Linked DNA regions of Homo sapiens: region 1 is linked to region 2. A link is an interaction called in ENCODE POLR2A ChIA-PET data of the cell type or tissue named here. Cell type or tissue: OCI-LY7. All regions are shown on one strand. Each heading gives the region's core, and the rest is flanking DNA. Links, peaks and the distances in the headings are about the cores only. Region 1 overlaps DOP1B (DOP1 leucine zipper like protein B). Region 2 overlaps MORC3 (MORC family CW-type zinc finger 3).

Region 1 (5,377 bases), core at 145-5,144, 200 kb before region 2:
TTTTATCTGATGACACACTACGGTTTCACAGAGCAGCCATGAACAGGAAGGGCAGCATGAGGTCTGTGGTGTCACACAGTTCAGCTTCCGGAGTCTTCATCAGTTAGCTACAAGCACCTCCTGTTTAAAGCAGAGCCTCCTGATGGTGTGTTTCAGAATTAGTGCTGCAGTGTGGTGGGAAGAACACGGGTTGGAGCTTGGAGACCTAGTGAACTACTCCAGCCCTTTACAGATCGGCTGCAAGAACTCTTTACCTAAAAACTTGGTGAGAGGCCAGGCGTGGTGGCTCACGTGTGTAGTCCCAGCACTTTGGGAGGCCAAGGTGGGTGGATTACTTGAGGTCAGGAGTTTGAGACCAGCCTTGCTGACATGGCGAAACCCCGTCTCTACTAAAAATGCAAAAATTAGCCGGGCGTGATGGCAGGCACCTGTAATCCCAGCTACTTGGGAGACTGAGGCAAGAGAATTTCTGGAACCTGGGTGGCGGAGGTTGCAGTGAGCCGAGATTGCACCACTGCACTCCAGCACTCCAGCCTGGGTAACCAAAAACCAAAATAATAAATAAATTAATAAAAACTTGGGTGAGTCCAACAGAATCCTTCTTCTTTTTTTGAGGCTGGAGTGCAATGGCATGATCTCAGTTTACTGCAACCTCTGCCTCCTGGGCTCAGGCCATCCTCCTGCCTCAGCCTCCCAAGTAGCTGAGACTACAGGCATGTGTGCGCTACCATGCCTGGCTAATTTTTGTATTTTCTTTTCATAGAGACAGGGTTTCACTATGTTGCCCAGGCAGGTCTCAAATTCCTGAGCTCGAGTGATCCTCACAAAGTGCTGGAATTATAGGCGTGAGCCACCGTGCCTGGCCGGGATCCTGATTTTTTACCCCTGCCTGAATCAACTCCTCTTCCCTGTTGACTAGTATTAGTTCACATAAATCCTCTTCAGCCTGGAGTCTGTGTTAGTCTGCTAGGGCTGCCATAACAAAATACCACTGGCAGAGTGGATTAAACAACAGATTGTTTTGTTTCACAGTTCTGGAAGCCAGAAGTCCAATATCAACGTGTCGGCAGGGTTGGTTCTTCTGAGGCCTCGCTGCCTGGCTTGGAGATGGTGTCTTCTCCCTGGGTCCTCACAGGATCATCCCTCTGGGTGTATCTGTATCCAGATTTCTTCTTCTTCTTCTTTTTTTTTTTTGAGATGGAGTCTCACTTTGTTGCCCAGGCTGGAGTGCAGTAGCACGATCTTGGCTCACTGCAACCTTCACCTCCCAGATTCAAGCGATTCTTCTGCCTCAGCCTCCAAAGTAGCTGGGATTACAGGTGCCTGCCACCACAGCCAGCTAATTTTTGTATTTTTAGTAGAGATGTGGTTTCACCATGTTGGCCAGGCTGGTCTCGAACTCCTGACCTTAAGTGATCCGCCCGCCTCGGCCTCCCAAAGTGCTGGGATTACAGGCGTGAGCCACCACGCCTGGCCCAGATTTCCTCTTCTTACAAGGACACCAGTCAGACTGCATTAGGGCTCACCCTAACTGCTTCATTCTACTTTGATTACCTATTTAAAAATCCTGTCTCCGGCCGGGTATGGTGGCTCATGCTTGTAATCCCTTGGCCTATGGGAGGCCAAGATGGGTGGATCACTTGAGGTCAGGAGTTCAAGACCAGCCTGGCCAACATGGTGAAATCCTGTTTCTATTGAAAATATAAAAACGAGCTGGGTATGGTGGCGCATGCCTGTAATCCCAGCTACTCAGGAGGCTGAGGCAGGAGAATCACTTGAACCCAGAAGGTGGAGGATGCAATGAACCAAGATGGCACTGCTGTTCTCTAGCCTGGGCAACAGAGTGAGACTCTGTCTCAAAAAAAAGAAAGAAAAGAAAAAGAAAAAGAACCTGTCTCTAAATACAGTCCCAGTCTCAGGTGGAGGTCAGGAAGGGCTTTGCCATAGGAGTTTGAGAGGGATACAGTTCAGCCATGACAGAATGTGATGAGGAGGTGCAGGCTGTCTCTCCACCTGTCACCTGTTTACAAAGCTGATCTCTGGTAGAAGCCCAGATGGTCTTTTATCACACACCTTGTGGAGGAACAGAGGAAGTGTGATTTCTTTAGTCTTGTTCTTGATCCAGGAGCCCAGTGAGGAGCTTCGACTTTGGGGTGTGTGTGCGTGTGTGTGTGTGTGTGTGTGTGTGGTGATACAGTTAAGCACCCAGAACTGCTGAGTCAGGAAAGCGTTCCAGGTGATTTGTGCCCCCTCCACCGCATGCCAAGAGCTCTGCACCAGCTTATTTATGGGGCACTGCATTGTGGGGGTATCCTACATGTCTGCTGGGGGTGGCCCTTTCAGCCTTCCTCCCCCACTGGAGCCTTGGTGCTGCTGCCACAGTTGACTCTGCACTCCTTATCCCTGCTGGCCAGACCCTGCATGCTCAGTGCCTAGAACAAGGCTACGAGCCCTGCCAGCCTCCTTGTGTATGAGCTGCATCTTTCAGCCTGCAGGGTGCCTGGTTTCATCTCAGCATCTCACTTGTAGGGCATCCTCTGTTAGAGCGTGACACCTAAATTTGGGGCTATGATTTTAGCCATTTTCTAGCAACCTTTGTTCTGATGACCTCTGTGGCTATGACCGTGAGGGTGGAGGTGGCCAGGTAAGTGCAGGGCCAGGGTCATCGTGGAATGATAAGGGCCTGAATTGCCTTCTGAGAAGACACCAAATGGAAAGGATGCTGTTGATGGGAATTCTTGACTGGCTTCACGTTAAACTAGATCCTGTACCTCTGCAGGAGAGGGGCCAGCCCAGCATCCATTTGTCTCTGGCAGTGTCCTGATGCTCTTGGCACCAGTATTTAGAAGATGCAGATCCAACTCCCGTTTTTTTCCCTCCCCTCCCCTTTCTTTTCTTTTTTGAGACAGAGTCTCACTCTGTCACCCAGGCTGGAGTGCAGTGACCCAATCTTGGCTCACTACAACCTCCACCTCCCAGGTTCAAGTGATTCTCCTGCCCCAGGCTCCTGAGTAGCTGGGATCACAGGCATGCGCCACCACACCTGGCTAATTTTTTTTGTATTTTTTGTAGAGACAGGGTTTCGCCAGACTGGTCTTGAACTCCTGACCTCAGGTGATCCGCCTGCCTCGACCTCCCAAAGTGCTGGGATTACAGGCGTGAGCCACCGTGCCCAGTCCTAACTCCCATTTCTAAGGTGTGGCAAAGGCTGCTGAATCCTTTGCTGTCGTTCTGTTGTGGGTGCCATGCTGGGGCTCTGATGATGTTGCAGCTTCACCCCTTACCCCAGGTTATCTGAAGGAGCTGAGGGTGTTCAAGAGCACTGCTACCCCAGGCTTCACAGCAGCCTCAGTGAGGGCCACTCACACTGTAAGATCGAGATGGTCTTTTTGAAAAGAGCATTTCTCTTTGCTGAAAAGAGTCTGATATGCTTTTCGATAATTTGTAGCCAGGATAGTCTATTTACTTTGTGTTTGAGTGAAGGAATATTTTTGCCATTCTTCCTTTCAGGTCTGCTGTGGGGCTGGAGGTAGTCCAGATTTAGAGATGAATTATTCCTCCAGTGCTGTGATTTGAATGGCTCTTCCAAAGTCCATGCTGAAACTTAACCCCAATTTGACAATATTGGGGTTGGGGGGGCCTTTAAAAGGTGACCAGACCATGAGGGCTCTGTTCTCATAAATGAGTTACTCGACGTATGGATTAATGCATTGATAGGTTATCCTGGGTGAGGAACTGGTAGCTAAATAAGAAGAGGAAGAGAGGCCTGAGCTAGCATTAGCATGCTCGGCCTCCTTGCCATGTGATATCCCACACCACTTCGGGACTCTGCAGAGAGTCTCCACCAGCAAGAAGGCCCTCACCAGATGCAGCCCCTTGAGCTTGGCCTCTGTAACTGTAAAAAGTAAATTTATTTTCTTTATAAATGACCCAGTTTCAGGTATTCTGTTATAAGCAACAGAAAATAGACTAAAATATCCAGCAATCTAACAGAATTGAGTTTATAGATAAGGGAAAGGGTTTGTGACCCACCTACACTATATAAATTCTCCCAAGAAAGTTAGGAGCTAGAAACTCCATGTCACGCCTTGGTGTGGAAGGTGCTGTGGACTGAATTGTGTTTCTCCTTCTCCCCTCAAACTCATATGCTGAAGTCTTAACCCCAGTGTAGCTGTATATCAAGGTAGGATCTTTGGCAGATGGTTTAGGTTAAATGAGGTCATGAGGATGAGACCCTAATTTAATAGGACTGTGGCCTTATAAGAATAGGAGGAGGGCAGGCACAGTGGCTCACACTTGTACTCTCAGGACTTTGGGAGGCTAAGGCAGGTGGATCACTTGAGCCCAGGAGTTTGAGACCAGCCTGGACAACATGGGGAAACCCCATCTCTACAAAAACAAACGAACAAACAAAATTAGCCTGGTGTGGTAGCATGCACCTGTAGTCTCAGCTACTTGGGAGGCTGAGGTGGGAGGTTTGCTTGAGTCCAGGAGTCTCTTAAGAAAAAAAAAAAAAGGAAGAGGAAGAGACAGACTTCCTCCCACCTCCCACCATGTGAGGACACAGTGAGGAGATGGCTGTCTGCAAGCCAGGAAGAGAGCTGAAACTGCTGGCACCTTGATTGCGGACTCCCAACCTACAGAACTGGGAGAAGTAAATTTCTGTTGTTTAAGCCGCCCACTCTGTGGTATTTTGTTATGGCAGCCTGGGCCAACTAATACAGAAGGAACTAAGTTAAACTTGTATTTTTCAGAAAAAAAGCAACTGTTTGAACAGGAATACCAACATTCAAGCTTGTATTTGAGTCACATACAGGCATTCCCATTTACCTATCTTTTAAAAATAGTCTTTTCCTTTTAAATTTCTTTCCAACTTTATTGGGCATACAATAAACTGCAAGCATTTAGAAGTGTATAATTTAAAGAGTTTTGACATAACGTTTATCCCTGTGAAACCATCACCACAATCAAGACAATGAGCATGGATCTGTCACCCCCAGAAGTTTCCTCCTGTCCTTTTGTCGTCTCCCTCCCTCCCTTGTCCCCAGACAACCACTGATCTGTTTTCTGTCACCATAGATTTGTTTGCATTTTCTGAAAGTTTATATAAATGGAATCCCACAGTATGTGCCGTCTCTCTCCTTTTCTGGTCTGGCTTCTTTCACTCAGCAAAGCTACTTCGAGAGTCATTCAGGCTGTTGTGTACATCAAAGTTTCCTTCTTTTTTACTGCTGAGTAAGAGTCCATGGATATATACAATTTCTTTATCCATTTCCCATTAGTGGACATTTGGGTTGCTTCCAGTAGGTATATGTTTAATTTTTTAAGAAGCTGCCAAACTGTTTGCCAAAGTGGTTGTATCATTTTACATTCCCAG
Region 2 (5,377 bases), core at 106-5,105:
CTACTGGTTCTCAACTGAGGAGAGGGCCTCCTGGAGGCATATGGAATTGTGTAGGGGCATTTTTGGTTCTTCCAATGTCTTGAGATGTGCATTCCTGAAAAATATTAGGGGTAGCCAGGTATGGTAAATGTCCTGTTCAGAATACCAATATTAACTTAATACCTCATTAATACAGTTAATTATGTTCTTTTTTGGGCATCAATTCTGCTTTTAAGTATAGTTAATCCTTTAGTTATGGAGTCATTCATTTTTCTAGATTATGTCTTTCAAGATTCCTGAGAGAAACTGACTTATCCCTTTTAAAATCTTTGATTAATATACATACATACATATATATATATATATATATATATATATTTTTTTTTTTTTTTTTTTTTTTTTTTTTTTTCTTCTTCTTCTTGAGACAGAATTTCGCTCTGTTGCCCAGGCTGGAGTGAGTGCAGTGGCCCAATCTCGGCTCACTGCAACCTCCACCTCCCGAGTTCAAGCGATTCTCCTGCCTCAGCGTCCCGAGTAGCTGAGATTACAGCACATGCCACCATGCCCGGCTAATTTTTGTCTTTTTATTAGAGACAGGGTTTCACCACATTGGCCAGGCTGATCTCAAACTCCTGACATCAAGTGATCCACCCATCTTGGCCTCCCAAAGTGTTGGAATTACAGGCGTGAGCCCCCATGCCTGGCCTGAGTTGCTTGTGTTCTGACTATCAGAACTGAGTCATCTGGCTAAAGGGTGCCTGGGAAATGCAGTCTTTATGCATGGGTTCTTCTACTGAGAAAGAAGGAGAAAAACGATAAATACCAAGAGACAAATGATAAATATCAGTAGCTTCTTCATATGCCCCTACTTCAAATTCAGGTAGCTCCTTTTAATCTATTTTATACATTTTTGTGTGTGAGGCCTTTGAAAGGATTTTCCTGCTAAAAAGAGTTTGGGAACCATGGTGTGGTGCTGTGCTGTCTCTTCCTTGGGAATATTTGCTACTCATGCAAACACTAATCTTGATGTCTTGGCTCAGGAGTTGAATGACAAAATACAGATGCTCCTCAACTTATGATGGTGTCAGTCCTGAAAAACCCATCATAGGTTGGAAACAGCATTAACTCCAACATTCATTTAATTACAGCCAACCTCCCAAAATCTTAGCCTAGCCTAACCTGCCTTAAAGTGCTCAGAACACTTGTGTTAGCCTACATTTGGGCAAAATCATCTAACACAAAGTCTGGTTTATTACAACATACTGAGTATTTCATGTAATGTATTGAATCTGTGCTGAAAATGAAAAACAGAATGATTGTATTGGTATGCAAAGTGTGGTTTCTATAGAATGCATATAACTTTCACACCATCATAAAGCTGGAAAATCATAAAGTCAAACCGTTGTAAGTCAGGGACCATCTGTTTATAAAAAGCATAAACTCATTATTGTAACTTAATTATAAGCTGATGAGTATGCAAGAAATAAAAACCACTGTGACATTAACATAATTTAGGCATTAGTATCTTGGTTTTTCTGTTTTGTTTTGTTTTGTTTTTTTTTTTTTTTGAGATGGAACTTCGCTCTTGTTGCCCAGGCTGGAGTGCAATGGCGTGATCTCAGCTCACCGCAACCTCCACCTCCTGGGTTCAAGCAGTTCTCCTGCCTCAGCCTCCCGAGTAGCTGAGATTACAGGCGGCTGCCATCACACCCAGCTAATTTTGTATTTTTTGTAGAGATGGGGTTTCTCCATTTTGGTCAGGCTGGTCTTAAACTCCTGATCTCAGGTGATCTGCCCACCTCAGCCTCCCAAAGTGCTGGGATTATAGGCGTGAGCCACCATGCCCGGCTGGTTTTTCATTTTCTAGGTACCACTTTTTTTTTTAAATCAAGTGGTAATATGTTGTATTCTCTCAGTGTAAAAAGATGTAGAAGTGAAGCTGTAAACGAATGAAGCCTTGTTTATAGAAAACTACTGGTTTTTCTTTGTGTATTTGTTTTTTGATAGTTGATAATGTTATCAAGCAGGTTCTCTATATTAGCTTGAAATTTCACTTTGCCATTAGTATTTTTAAGTTTTACAGTTATAAAGCTCATTTATATTTTTGTTAGGTTGAATTGCTGGAAATGGAAAAGTCACAAATCCGTTCACAGTGTGAAGAACTCAAAACTGAAGTAGAACAGTTAAAATCTACAAATCAACAGACGGCAACAGATGTTTCAACATCAAGTAACATTGAGGAGTCTGTAAATCATATGGATGGAGAAAGGTAATATTAAATGAGGCGTTTTTGTGGGGCTGCAATTATGGTTAGGATACTATTTATTTTTATCTGCTAGCACCCATCAAATAGATACTGTTCTGTCAAAAGAAGTTATTGATGGTCTGCTGTGACCCTGGTGTTATGATAGATAAAAAAGAAGTGACACTTCATTATCCTTCCTTTCCAGTTTCTGACCCTTTAGGTTCTATTTAAGTGGAATAGGAATTTAGAAGGGATAAAGCATTTGATTGGTCAGAGTGGTTTTAGAATGCTTTTTGAAGGAAAATAAAAATGGACAAGATATTGAAGAATAGGGGGAATTTGGCCATGAGTAGAAGACAGGAGACTTTTACTGAAACTCACTCCTTCAACCTGTTTTTCTTTTATTGTCGTACTTGGTACCATGTCTTTATGGCTTGCTGTCCTTATTTCACTGTATGCTCACTCTAATCTTTTAGGAAATTGCAAAATTATTAAAAATTGCCATAGTACAGATGATATTAGGAAGAAGTCCTATTAAAACAAGTAGATAGGCCAGGCGTGGTGGCTCACACCTATAATTCTAGCACTTTGGGAGGCTGAGTTGGGCGGATCACCTGAGGTCAGGAGTTCAAGACCAGCCTGGCCAACATGGTGAAACCCTGTCTCTACTAAAAGTACAAAAATTAGCCGGGCGTGGTGGCAGGCGCCTGTAGTCCCAGCTACTCGGGAGGCTCAGGCAGGAGAATCGCTTGAACCTAGGAGGTGGAGGTTGCAGTGAGCCGAGATTGCGCCACTGCACTCCAGCCTGGGTGACAGAGCAAGACTCTGTCTTAAAACCAAGCGTGGTGCCTCATGCTTGTAATCCCAGCACTTTGGGAGGCCAAGATGGGTGGATCACTTGAGGTCAGGAGTTCGAGACCAGCCTGACCAACATGGTGAAACCCCGTCTCTACTAAAAATACAAAATTAGCTTGGCATGGTGGTGCACACCTGTAACCCCAGCTACTTGGGAGGCTGAGGCAGGAGAATCGCTTGAACCTGGGAGAAGGAGGTTGCAGTGAGCCAAGATCGCGCCATCACGCTGTGGCCTTGGCAACAAGAGCAAAACTCCGTCTCAAAAAAAAAAAAAGCTGGTATGGGAACGATTAAAGTATTATCAAAGGTCTAGTGGACTCTTACCATAAAAGCTCACAAAAAAACATGCTCAAAATCACATTCTCCGCATTATCAGACTAAGGAAGAACATCTTGATCCCTTCATAGATTTCCACTCGAGAAAAATCAGTATCTAAATTAAATATGGACTTATTATATTGTAGTGGGGTAGGGAACAAGAACAACTGTAACACTCATTTTATGTGTTTGCCATAATATTTGAAGCAAAAGCTGCCTTACAGTTTAGGTGTTTATTGCTTAAATACTTTTGGGCATTTTTTAAAAAGTCTAGAATGTTGATATTCATAAACTTGGAAGGCATAATTATCTTAATCTATGGTTTCCCAGTGTTTTCAGCAAACCATTGTTCTCTGTAAATGCACGGTAACTTAAGCATGTAATAGGATCAGAGCAGTCCTACAATTATTATTATTATTATTTTTTTGGAGACAGAGTCTTGATCTGATGCCCAGGCTGGAGTACAGTTGCATAATCTCGGCTCACTGCAACCTCTGCCTCCCAGGTTCAAGCAATTCTCCTGCCTCAGCCTCACCAGTAGCTGGGACTATAGGTGTGCGCCACCACGCCCAGCTACATTTTGTATTTTTAGGGAGAGACGGGGTTTCACCATGTTGATCAGGCTGGTCTTGAACTCCTGACCTCAGGCGATCTGCCCGCCTCAGCCTCCCAAAGTGCTGGGATTACAGGCGTGAACCTCTGTGCCCGGCGTAAAAAAAAAGCTGCTTTAACATTGTTTAACACAATGTTTTGCAAGCTTATTTGACCACAGAACCTTTTATTACCTCTTACACAACTATGGATATCTTATAGAACATGTTTTAGATAATTCTGGCTAAGCATGGTGGTTCATGCCTGTAATCCCAGCACTCTGAGGTGGGCAGAATGCTTGATTGAGCCCAGGAGTTTGAGACCAGCCTGGGCAATATAGTGAAACCCCATTGCTACAAATAATAATAATAAAAATTAACCGGGCATGGTGGTGTGGGCCTGTGCTTCCAGCTACTCAGGAGGCTGAGGTGGGAGAATTGCGTGAACCCTGGAGAGCAGTGGTGCCATCGCAGCTCACTGCAGCCTTGACCTCCTGGGCTCAGGTGATCCCCCACCTCACCCTCTTGAGAAGCTGAGACTACAGGTGTCGTCACCAAGCCCGGCTAATATTTTGTGTTTTTAGTAGAGTCAGGGTTTCACCATGTTGGCCAGGCTGGTCTCGAACTCCTGGGCTCCAGCGATCTCCCTCCTCGGCTTCACAAATGCTGGGAATACAGGCATGGGCAAGTGCACCTGACTCATAAAAGTGAATTATTAAAGTAAATTGAGTTCTCTAGGGGAGGTTTTGCTTTTCCTTTTGTTTAATTGTATATTATTCTACGGAGATTTGATTTTGATATTTTACTTTTTAAGGTCTACATGAATCTTAACTTGTAATGCTCATCTAATAAGTTACATATTTGTATTTGCAGCCTCAAACTCCGATCTCTTCGAGTTAACGTAGGACAACTGCTGGCTATGATTGTGCCTGATCTTGATCTTCAGCAAGTGAATTACGATGTTGATGTAGTTGATGAGATTTTAGGACAAGTTGTTGAACAAATGAGTGAAATCAGTAGTACTTAAAGTATATGTTATGTAAGATAAAATATTTGCTCAATTCTTTTGGTTGTACAGCTTTCAAAATATAATTAATTTTGTTTTATAGATATGATAGGCAACAGACTGAAAACCATAATCTTTACTGTATTCTATGCATTCAAATGTGGTCACAAATATTGTGGACACATTATCTTATGTTTTGAAATACCTGTGAATTGTTGGCATTGAGCAGCTGAAGCTAACTCATGACTCTGTTTTGAATGTAAATATTTGTAATTAAGCCTGCACATATTTTTTTATTGCCCTAGAGTACTCAAGTGTTTTTCACCAAGAGCTTTTCAGGTTGCCCCTAAGCTTTGTGCAATTTTTTCTGGTTCCCCAAAGTGTA

The links. ChIA-PET counts read pairs that join two places held together with the same protein. Peaks named below come from ENCODE experiments on the same cell type or tissue, not always from the same donor. Only the 100,000 strongest peaks of a DNase experiment are listed, where the experiment ranks them.
Region 1: POLR2A ChIA-PET joins it to region 2 with 8 read pairs; 6 of 35 experiments call an interaction of 5 or more read pairs at or near these places.

What each region holds. Positions count from the first base shown.
Region 1 is chr21:36,173,935-36,179,311 of GRCh38, forward strand. All of the region lies in intron 2 of DOP1B (DOP1 leucine zipper like protein B), which reads left to right. Among named protein-coding and RNA genes, the nearest start is that of DOP1B, 20 kb to the left of the region's middle. In OCI-LY7, for the core only: no CTCF peak of the experiment used is centred there; a DNase peak (open chromatin) is centred at 2,057.
Region 2 is chr21:36,370,284-36,375,660 of GRCh38, forward strand. MORC3 (MORC family CW-type zinc finger 3) reads left to right here. Exons shown (of 17, transcript NM_015358.3): 16 at 2,091-2,248; 17 at 4,860-5,377. The coding sequence ends at 5,013. Among named protein-coding and RNA genes, the nearest start is that of CHAF1B, 12 kb to the right of the region's middle. In OCI-LY7, for the core only: no CTCF peak of the experiment used is centred there; no DNase peak of the experiment used is centred there.